2 separate regions of the Homo sapiens genome follow, and region 2 is linked to region 1. The links are chromatin contacts, found by Hi-C or POLR2A ChIA-PET in ENCODE. All regions are on one chromosome and are shown on one strand. Each heading gives the region's core, a stretch centred on a gene start or an enhancer-like site at or near the end of the contact. The rest is flanking DNA. Distances are from core to core; before and after follow the strand shown. Region 1 has its middle 84 kb from the start of ESM1. Region 2 holds the start of PLPP1 (phospholipid phosphatase 1).

Evidence for each region. A loop is a pair of places that touch in the nucleus more often than their neighbours do. ChIA-PET counts read pairs that join two places held with the same protein, here RNA polymerase II (POLR2A). Pooled maps may share reads with other maps.
Region 2: a pooled map shows a loop between it and region 1 (4-fold over the local background). The contact joins the promoter of PLPP1 here to the enhancer-like site in region 1. A Hi-C loop is called at or near these places in 1 of 37 single-sample maps with no recorded cell type and 4 of 50 pooled maps. POLR2A ChIA-PET finds 5 or more read pairs at or near these places in 1 of 52 experiments (activated T-cell).

Annotation. Positions count from the first base shown.
Region 1 is chr5:54,899,413-54,903,645 of GRCh38, forward strand. No RefSeq gene overlaps it. Among named protein-coding and RNA genes, the nearest start is that of ESM1, 84 kb to the right of the region's middle. RefSeq lists a silencer at 260-417. Within about 2 kb of position 2,084, at least 2 of the 41 ENCODE cell types and tissues checked have a DNase peak (open chromatin) inside an H3K27ac peak, as active enhancers do.
Region 2 is chr5:55,533,203-55,537,435 of GRCh38, forward strand. It overlaps PLPP1 (phospholipid phosphatase 1), which reads right to left and starts at 1,762. Exons shown (of 6, transcript NM_003711.4): 1 at 1,370-1,762. The coding sequence starts at 1,427. It also overlaps the pseudogene RNF138P1. RefSeq lists a silencer at 1,345-1,984 and an enhancer at 2,215-2,284.

The sequences.
Region 1 (4,233 bases), core at 834-3,333:
CTGAGCTACTGAAGGTAGGATGAGATGAGAGCAGAAAGCGCCAATCACCACACCTGATGGTACTCTCTGTTCTCATCTCGCCCTACATTCAGTAGCATTCAAACTGACTGCTCTTTCCTTGAAATCCTTTCCTTTCTTGGCTTCCATAAAGCAACAGGCTCTGTGTTAACCTCCCACTTCAGTGACTGCACCTGCTTAGTCTCCTCTGCTAGCTCCATGTCCTCTAAGCCATCTCTGCACTCAGAGCTCAGCCCTACCTGCTCTCTTCTTCTCCATCTACAAATTTTTTCCCGCCCCATGGTTTGAAGTACTACATGGAAAGGACTCCCAAATTCATACTTCTGGTTCTGAGGGGCCCCCTGGGTTTCAGCCTTACTTGTGTATCCAAAGCCCTTGTTATGGACCAAATGTCTGGCCTTCTCCCCCACCTCCCTGCCCAAATTCAAATGCTGAAATCCTAACCCTCAATGTGATGGTATTAGGAGTGGGGGCCTTGAGAGGTAATTCGATCTTGAAAATGGAGCCCACATTAATGGGATTAGTTTCCTTATTGGGAGAGACCAGAGAGCTAGCTTCCTCTCTCTGTTCTCTACCATGTGAGGATACGATGAGAAGACAGCTGTCTACAAACCAAGGAGAATGCCCTCACCAGACACTGGATGTGCAGGCACCTTGATCTTGGACTTCCCAGCTTCTAGAACTATGAGAAATAAAATGTTTGTTATTTAAGCCACCCAGTCCATGGGGCCTTATGTTATGACAGCCTGAACTGAATAAGATAGGCCTGCTTGCCATTTTCCCCCAGTTGTCAAATAGTCATCTCAAAATTAATGTGACAAAAATGGAAGCCTTGACTTCTGCTCTGCAAGCCTGGTCCTCCTCTCATCCCCTTCATCTCTGTAATAGCACCACCATCTATCTCATGGTTCAAGTCCAAACCTTACGAATCAACACTCATTCATCTCTTTTCCTTATACCCAAAGTCCTGTTAGCCCTACATCTAAACATGACTCAAATCAATCTGCTTCTCTCCATCTCTGTTGCTGCTCTAATCCAAGTGACCATCGATGCTGTGTTATCTCCCCAGGGTCTGGACCAGCAGCTGACACAGCATGTACTCAATAAGTAGTTGATGAAGAAATGAAGAAATTAATATGAAATTTTTTTCTATTTGAAGTTGTCAGTTTACCATTTTCATAGGAGAGTAATGGAAAGCCAGCCAAACTATTTTACAGCAGAACTCAGAGACCTCAAGGAAAATTTAGAAGTCAGTAAAGTGTGTATCTTAATACCCCCAAATGCCAGTCCTGCTTTTGTTCCCATGGGGACCCTTCTATTCCTCTGCCATCTTCATAATTTCTCAGAGTAAAAACCTACCCTGAAGAAAGGGGCTGGAATTCCTCACACAGAAATATAAATCAATGATAGCCACTTCAACGAGTGTCCTCACAGAGCATTTGGGAGCAAGACTTTACAATGAAGGAAGAAAGTTAAAGCAAGTCAGTGGATTGACAGCAGCCAGTGGGGATTTCTTCTGTTTCTTCTGACAGGCAGCTCTGGAGACTCAAGGCCATACGAGGTACTTCCTTCAGCCAAGGTTAGATGCAGGATTAGTCCATTAGTCCAATCCATACAGATGTTCATCGTAGGCCACACAGTAACAGGAGCAGTTGCGAAAACTGCGGGAGCTGACATTCTGAATGACACAGGGTTTCTCTCATTCTTCTAGCCCTGTAACCCCATCATCCCTCCTTCCTATTTAGTAATGGGGTGACAGCTTCTATTTTTACAAAATAGAAAGAATAAGTTCTGACTCAAGAACCCATGGAATAAGGAGTGAATTTCCTTCCTGCTTCTCTTCCTTTCCTATCAGTGAGTCAGGACGAAAAGCCAAGTCTCTGAAACCAAAGCCCTTAGCCACCACATTATGCTACCTCCCATACCCTGAGTCAAGGTAAATACAAGGTACTGTAGGTACCTGCACTGTGCCCGGTACCTACAAGGCATCTGTCATGCTCAGCTGCTGGGTAAACGGCGTCTGATGCAGCAGTAGCCCAGAAACAGCTGTGGCGTGTCCACATCCTCTGTCCAGGGAGGTTGCAGCTCATGGCTCATCATTAAACCTTTCTCAGAAGCCAAGAGACCCTCCTGACTGTGACTCACTGTATCAGACAGTTGCTTCACAGAACACAGTCCAGCCTCCCTCCTCCTCAGAAAGCCTGTATTGCAAAATGAGGCTTTTGAACAAAACGTCTTCACCAGCTCCCCGTCCTGCGTTACCATCGAGCAGCTGCTGCTTGCACTGCTGCAAACTAGCCTAAGTCCATTTGGCCATTCAGCAAACATCAGGCTATTTTTCTGGTAAATATCAAAAGCTGATGATCCTCTGGAGGTTCTAAGTGGGTGGAGTTAGACGTTCCCTTCACCACACTCTCACCATCAGGTGCAGAACAACAAAAGGGGCAAATTCCACCTAAAGTCACAATTCAGTCCCACAGCCTGCATGTAGCAGAAGAGGTCCCACTCTCTGCCTTAGCTGCACAATCACCCCTTACATGAAAGGCACATTCCAGGGTGAGTGAATGCTCATCTTTGTAGTCAAATTGGTGACAAAAATCCTCCATGAAGCCCGTGAAAGAAGAAGCCAAGGAATTTTCAACCTGGAAAGCAGTCGTTAAAGTCCTGGGCTGACCAGATTCTTAACCTTCATTCACATATGCCACTGAATGTTCGTGAAAGGACAGTGAGTCCTGTACTAAGCTTCCATGAATTTCAGCACTTAAAATTATTTCTGACATCCCTTCTGCTAACTTACTAATGCTCTCAGGCTTTATTTCAGTAAGTGCCAAGAAATTCGCTTTTGAGGTTTAAGTTTCTGTTTAGGATTCTGCATAGCTAATTAATAACCTCATGATTTCAAAGACTATTAATCACCTCTAAAATGATGGATTTAACTTGTACACAAAAATTATATAGTTTATACAAATTACGTTATTTGTTATTGTTGCTTTATTATATATATTAAAGTGTATAACATGGTGTTTTGATATACTTATCTTGATACACGTATGCATAGTGAAGTGATTCCTACAATCAAATGAGGTAACATGCCCATCATCTTTGTTACCTTTCTTTTTCTTTTTTGTTTGTGATAAGTACCTAAAATCTGCTATCTATCTTAAACACATTATTTTAAAGTAAATTAACCTACAGGCCGTAGAACATTGAATGTCTGCTGTTAAAATAGGAATAAACACTAATGTTTCTCACTTCTGGGTAGCCCTCATCTTCCTTCCAAAATAAAGCAATTGGCATTCTCTCTTTCTCTCCCCCTCTCTCTGGCACGCGTACACATGCACACACACAGATTTTCAACACACTTCTCTGCTTGAATTGGAAGAGACTGGGAAAATTAGACAACAGCTGTGTACTTCCAAGAAGTCTCCTATTTCTCTGGCTCAGCACAACTTGTGATTTAGTTCATTTGCTCACTGTGCAGCATTTCTCAGAAACCACAAAGAACATGAATGCAGGTGGCATGACTGGAAGGCTCAGAAAGTGCTCTGTGGTCTCTGTATGAGTTTGAGGTTTCAGATTCTACAGATGGCACATGTGAAACTGACACTTCACTGCACTGCATCTCTGGCTCTGTAATTGAGGGGCAGCTGCTTCCTGGTAATGCAATAAAACCCAAGGGCCCAAAAGAAAGGCTTAGAATACTCCTCTCCCCTGCCCTCAACTCCCAAGTGCCTTTCCACCAAACTGCTGTGTGGGAAAGTCACCTCTCCAGCCTTGTCACTCCCGTACACCTTATACTCTTCTCAACTTTCATTACACCCTGCGGGGTGACCTGGTGATTTGAGTGCCTGTATCTTTATTAGTCATAAAATTATGTCTAATATTCTAGATGGCCCCATGGCACCTTGCATAGTTTAGGTTCTTCACAAATATTTGTTTCCATTTTACCTATAGCTCATTCATTCATTCATTTATTCAATGATTTTTGGACTCAGGGTAGAATATTCAAAGGTATATTCAAGGGGGGAGGATTTCAAGGTGGATTCATTTTTTAGCATTAAGTTCTGCTTAATGGTGGTTTTGTTTCAAGTATCCAGATGCAGCATTAGAGGTTAGAGACTAAAGACAAGGATAACTTTATGGGAAGTTGGTCAAGCTCAAAGCTATCATACCTCTTTCCAAACATGTCTCTTGGATAGATAAGAAAAATACTAA
Region 2 (4,233 bases), core at 512-3,011, 630 kb after region 1:
GAGAAACCCTGTCTCTACTAAAAACAGAAAAATTAGCCAGGCATGGTGGCGGTGCCTGTAATCCCAGCTACTAGAGAGGCCAAGACAGGATAATCACTTGGACCCAGGCGGCAGAGGCTGCAGTGAGCCGAGATCCCGCCACTGCACTCCAGCCTGGGTGACAGAGAGAGACTGTATCCAAAAAAAAAAAAAAAAGATAACAAAATGGAATTTTTCCTTACAACAACAACAAAACCTGGTAACAGAATTTATAAGAATTCCACAAGATTGCAAGGGCCTAAATGACCCGGTTGGAAACTGGAGAGTGGAATAACTAGGAACTACTGGATTAAAACCGAGGGAATCTCCTGTCACTGAGAAACCATTACGCAGACTTCCATCCAGGTGGCTAAAGCCACAGATCTCCCACCCTGAGAACTTGCCAATACTACTACTATTCTGATTACTTCAACATGAGTAGGACTATCCAAACCTCCAGCAGCTCTTGCTTTGTTTTTGTTTATTCCATCATATATAAATAGTTCACAGCATAACTGCCTTATACAATACATAAAAAGTGAAAACTACTCCTTCCAACGCCCATCCCTTATCCAAATGATTCCAGTTCTTTCTCTTCAAAAGAAAGGAGTAACTGGCAACCAGAAGCCTCATAACTGAACTCTTCCAATCAGGAAGACAATGCGAAATCTGCTGCAGCCAAAGAATGTCTACTGCTCCTTGAGACACTGTCACAAGAGATGGAAAGCTACACCATGGCAAGGTCTGGGCAGACAAGGAAACAGGTCTGGGGTACCGCATCCTCCCCCACCCCCAAAACTTCTTTAGACCTATACGCAAAAACTTGGCGTGCTCATCCCTACTTGCAACCTGACAATTTACAACCTGGCACACCTTCTAATTAGGAACTAGTTCTAGCCTTTTATAGCCGAAATATTAAACTGCTTCTCACGATAAATCAGGCACTGGCGCCTGCTACTGAGAATCCCCTGTGCATCAAACCTCCAGTTTCACTACTGAGATGGGCCAGTGACCAGGCTCCTCTACCGTACAGAGGGGAGGAGCCCACCCTGCTCTGCTAGAGTGGAACTGCAAACAGAGGACAGGAGCAAGGTATGGAGCGCAGAGGCGTGAACAGCGTCCAAGCAGGGCTGGGCTCATCGCACCGGCGGGCGACAGACAGCGGCGGGCACGCGGGAGCCGGGGTGCAGGCTGCAAAGCGGGGTCCCTCGGCTGCAGAAGCCGCCCCCGTGTGTCGCCCCACAGCTGCGCACGCGTCAGGCAACACACCCCCGCTGCCCGTCGCGGCTCTGCGCTAAAGCCCTCCCGGGACAGCCGCACACGCCCCTCGGACCCGGCGGCGCGTACGTACCCAGCAACACGCAGAGCACATCGAGGGCCACGTACGGCAGCCGCGTCTTGTCAAACATGGTCTCTGCCCGGGCTGCCCGGCAAGGGCGATGGACTGAGCTGCGGGACGGCGGCCGAGGCCCTTGATTCTCGAGCCCGGGCCGGGGCTGGCGACGGCCCCGAGCTACGGCCCCTCCCAGCCGGAGGAGGAGAGCAGCCGAGGGCGGGCTGAGACCGGGCGGCGCTCCCACCGCCAGCAATGGCGCCCGGGGCCCTCCCCTCACAGCCCCCGCGAACACTCGGTTAGTGCCGAGGCGCTCGTGTGCCAGCCGCGGCAGCTCTGTAGCCTCAGGACCTCCTCAGCCGGCACGGCCTGCCCCGGTTGCTCCCCGTCCGGATCCCGGCGCTCTCTCCCACAGGCGGGGCGTCCAGACTCTCGCTTTAAGGATGGGGACCGGCAGGGAGGAGGAACGCGGGGTCCAGCCCCTCCCGCTGAGCAGCGCAGGACCGGGCAGCGCGCGGGTTCGCGGGCGGGGGGAGTGCAGCAGGGGCGGGGCCAGGGAAACCCCAGGCCGCGGCGGTCAGCCAATCAGCGCCGTCGGCCTCATCCCTCCCGACCTGCGGCATCCGCCCAGAAGTGCGGCTCTCGGCAGCCGGGCGGGGCGTGGGGGCGGCTCCCGTTCCGATCCAGGGGGCTTTGCTCTGGACCGCAATTGCTCAGGTGGTCTCCGAACTCGGCCTCGGTACCCCCACTAGGCATTGCTGCTTTCAGAGAGCTAGGCTCCCTACCCAACGATCCTAGAGCACCGGCTGCCTGCCACTCCCCACCCCTTCCATGGGGATGAGGTAATAAACAGGTCAGATTGTTACCACTGAGTTTAAGGGGGGAAAAGAGGTCAGAGTAGGCAGGAACAGAGACGCTCTCCTTTAGTTTGGTACCTCTGAGCCCTTTCTCACTTAGGCCTCAACGTTGACCTCCCTGTGTCCTGGCTGAGCCCAAATGTTAGCAAGAAGCATGCTAAATCATCCATCCTCGATACCTGATCACCGTTGAATTCTTGATATTTAATATCGGATTAGATTCCTTATATTACACCTTTGTTGTAGAAGCCCTTGACCTGCCTTTAGCCAGAATCCCTCTACCCTTGATGTCTCCTCTTAGTAATTTTCCATCCACCGTCACCTCCCTCACAGACACGGTGCCTGTTCCTTGGCTATAAATCCCCTGCTGTCTTTGCTGTATTCTGAGTTGAGCTCAATTTCTCTCTCCTGTTCCAATAGTCATGACCCTTATTGTAATAATCTTGAATAAATTATTCATGTGTTTGACAAGTGTCAGGATAATTTTCTTTAACAGCAGCAAGCACTCCCCCTGCCCCATACCCAGGAGGACCCTAGCCCACATTTAGTAATCTCAGTTTCCTAATATGTAAAATGGGGATTTTTTAAATAAATACCTAATACTCAGACATCACAAGTACTTTGAATTTATTGTGACCTTGCAATCTGAGGCCCTTGTAACTCTGGAAGTAAAGAAAGCCACATGATAAACAATGGCCCATCTTTCTCAGGTGTAAATTGCTTAAAGCTTTTACAGCTTTAAGCTGCCCAGTGTTCCAGTCTGGAGGAAGAAGTGAAACCCAGAAAAGATTATATGATAGTGGCTTTATCTAGAGTTAAACCGTCTACAGATGTTAATGATTGGTATATTTTCTCTTTAAATATGTAAAACACAAATCACAAAATGTGCCTACTACTTCTTCGACTTATCCTGCAAAGCACTCATAAAGCCAATGGAAAGATAACATTAAACAGAGTCTGGAGATACAGCCCCAAGTAAGCTCTCAAAAACAAAATATACATTTGAAGAAAGATGTTTTTCTTTAAAACGAATGCTAATGTTTTATTTTGCCTCTTGTTTAAATAGCCGTAAAAGCTTTAAGCAATTTACACCTGAGAAAGATGTGCCATTGTTTATCATGTAGCTTTCTTTACTTCCAGAGTTACAAGGGCCTCAGATTGCAAGGTCACAATAAATTCAAAGTACTTGTGATGTCTGAGTATTAGGTATTTATTCAAAAAACATTTGTTGAGCACCTATTGTGTTACAGTCTAGTCTCAGTGTCTTAAACAGCTTTTGAAATATTTACTTTTTAAAAGTAATTTTTAAAAACATTTACTTTTTAAAAATTTTTTATTTTTACTTTTTGTGGGTACATAATAGGTGTATATATTTTGGGGTAATGAGATGTTTTGATACACGTATGCAATGTGTAATAATTACATCATGGAAAATGAGGTATCCATCCTCTCAAGCATTTATCCTTTGTATTACAAACAATTCAATTATACTCTTTTAGTTATTTTAAAATGTACAATTTAATTATTAACTATAGTGACCCTGTTGTACTATCAAGTACTAGATCTTATTCTTTCTATTTAAAAAAAAAATTTACTCTTAAAGTGCGTTTTCAAAAATAAGCATTCAAAAAAACCTTACTGATTAGTGATTTTTTGTTTATTCACACATTCATTAATTCAACATTTATTGAGCCCCTAATGGATACCTGGTACACATCTGTGAAGAAGCTAAAATAAACAAGAGAAGTTCTCTGCCCACAAGGGGAATCCTGAGGCCCACTTAGAAAGCATGTGATTAGGGCTGGGCACGGTGGCTCACGCCTGTAATCCCAGCACTTTTGGAGGCCGAGGCGGGTGGATTACGAGGTCAAGAGATCGAGACCATCCTGGCCAACATGGTGAAACTCCGTCTCTACTAAAAATACAAAACTTAGCTGGGCATGGTGGCACGTGCCTGTAGTCCCAGCTACATGGAGGCTGAGGCAAGAGAATCGCTGGAATCCAGGAAGCGGAGGTTGCAGTGAG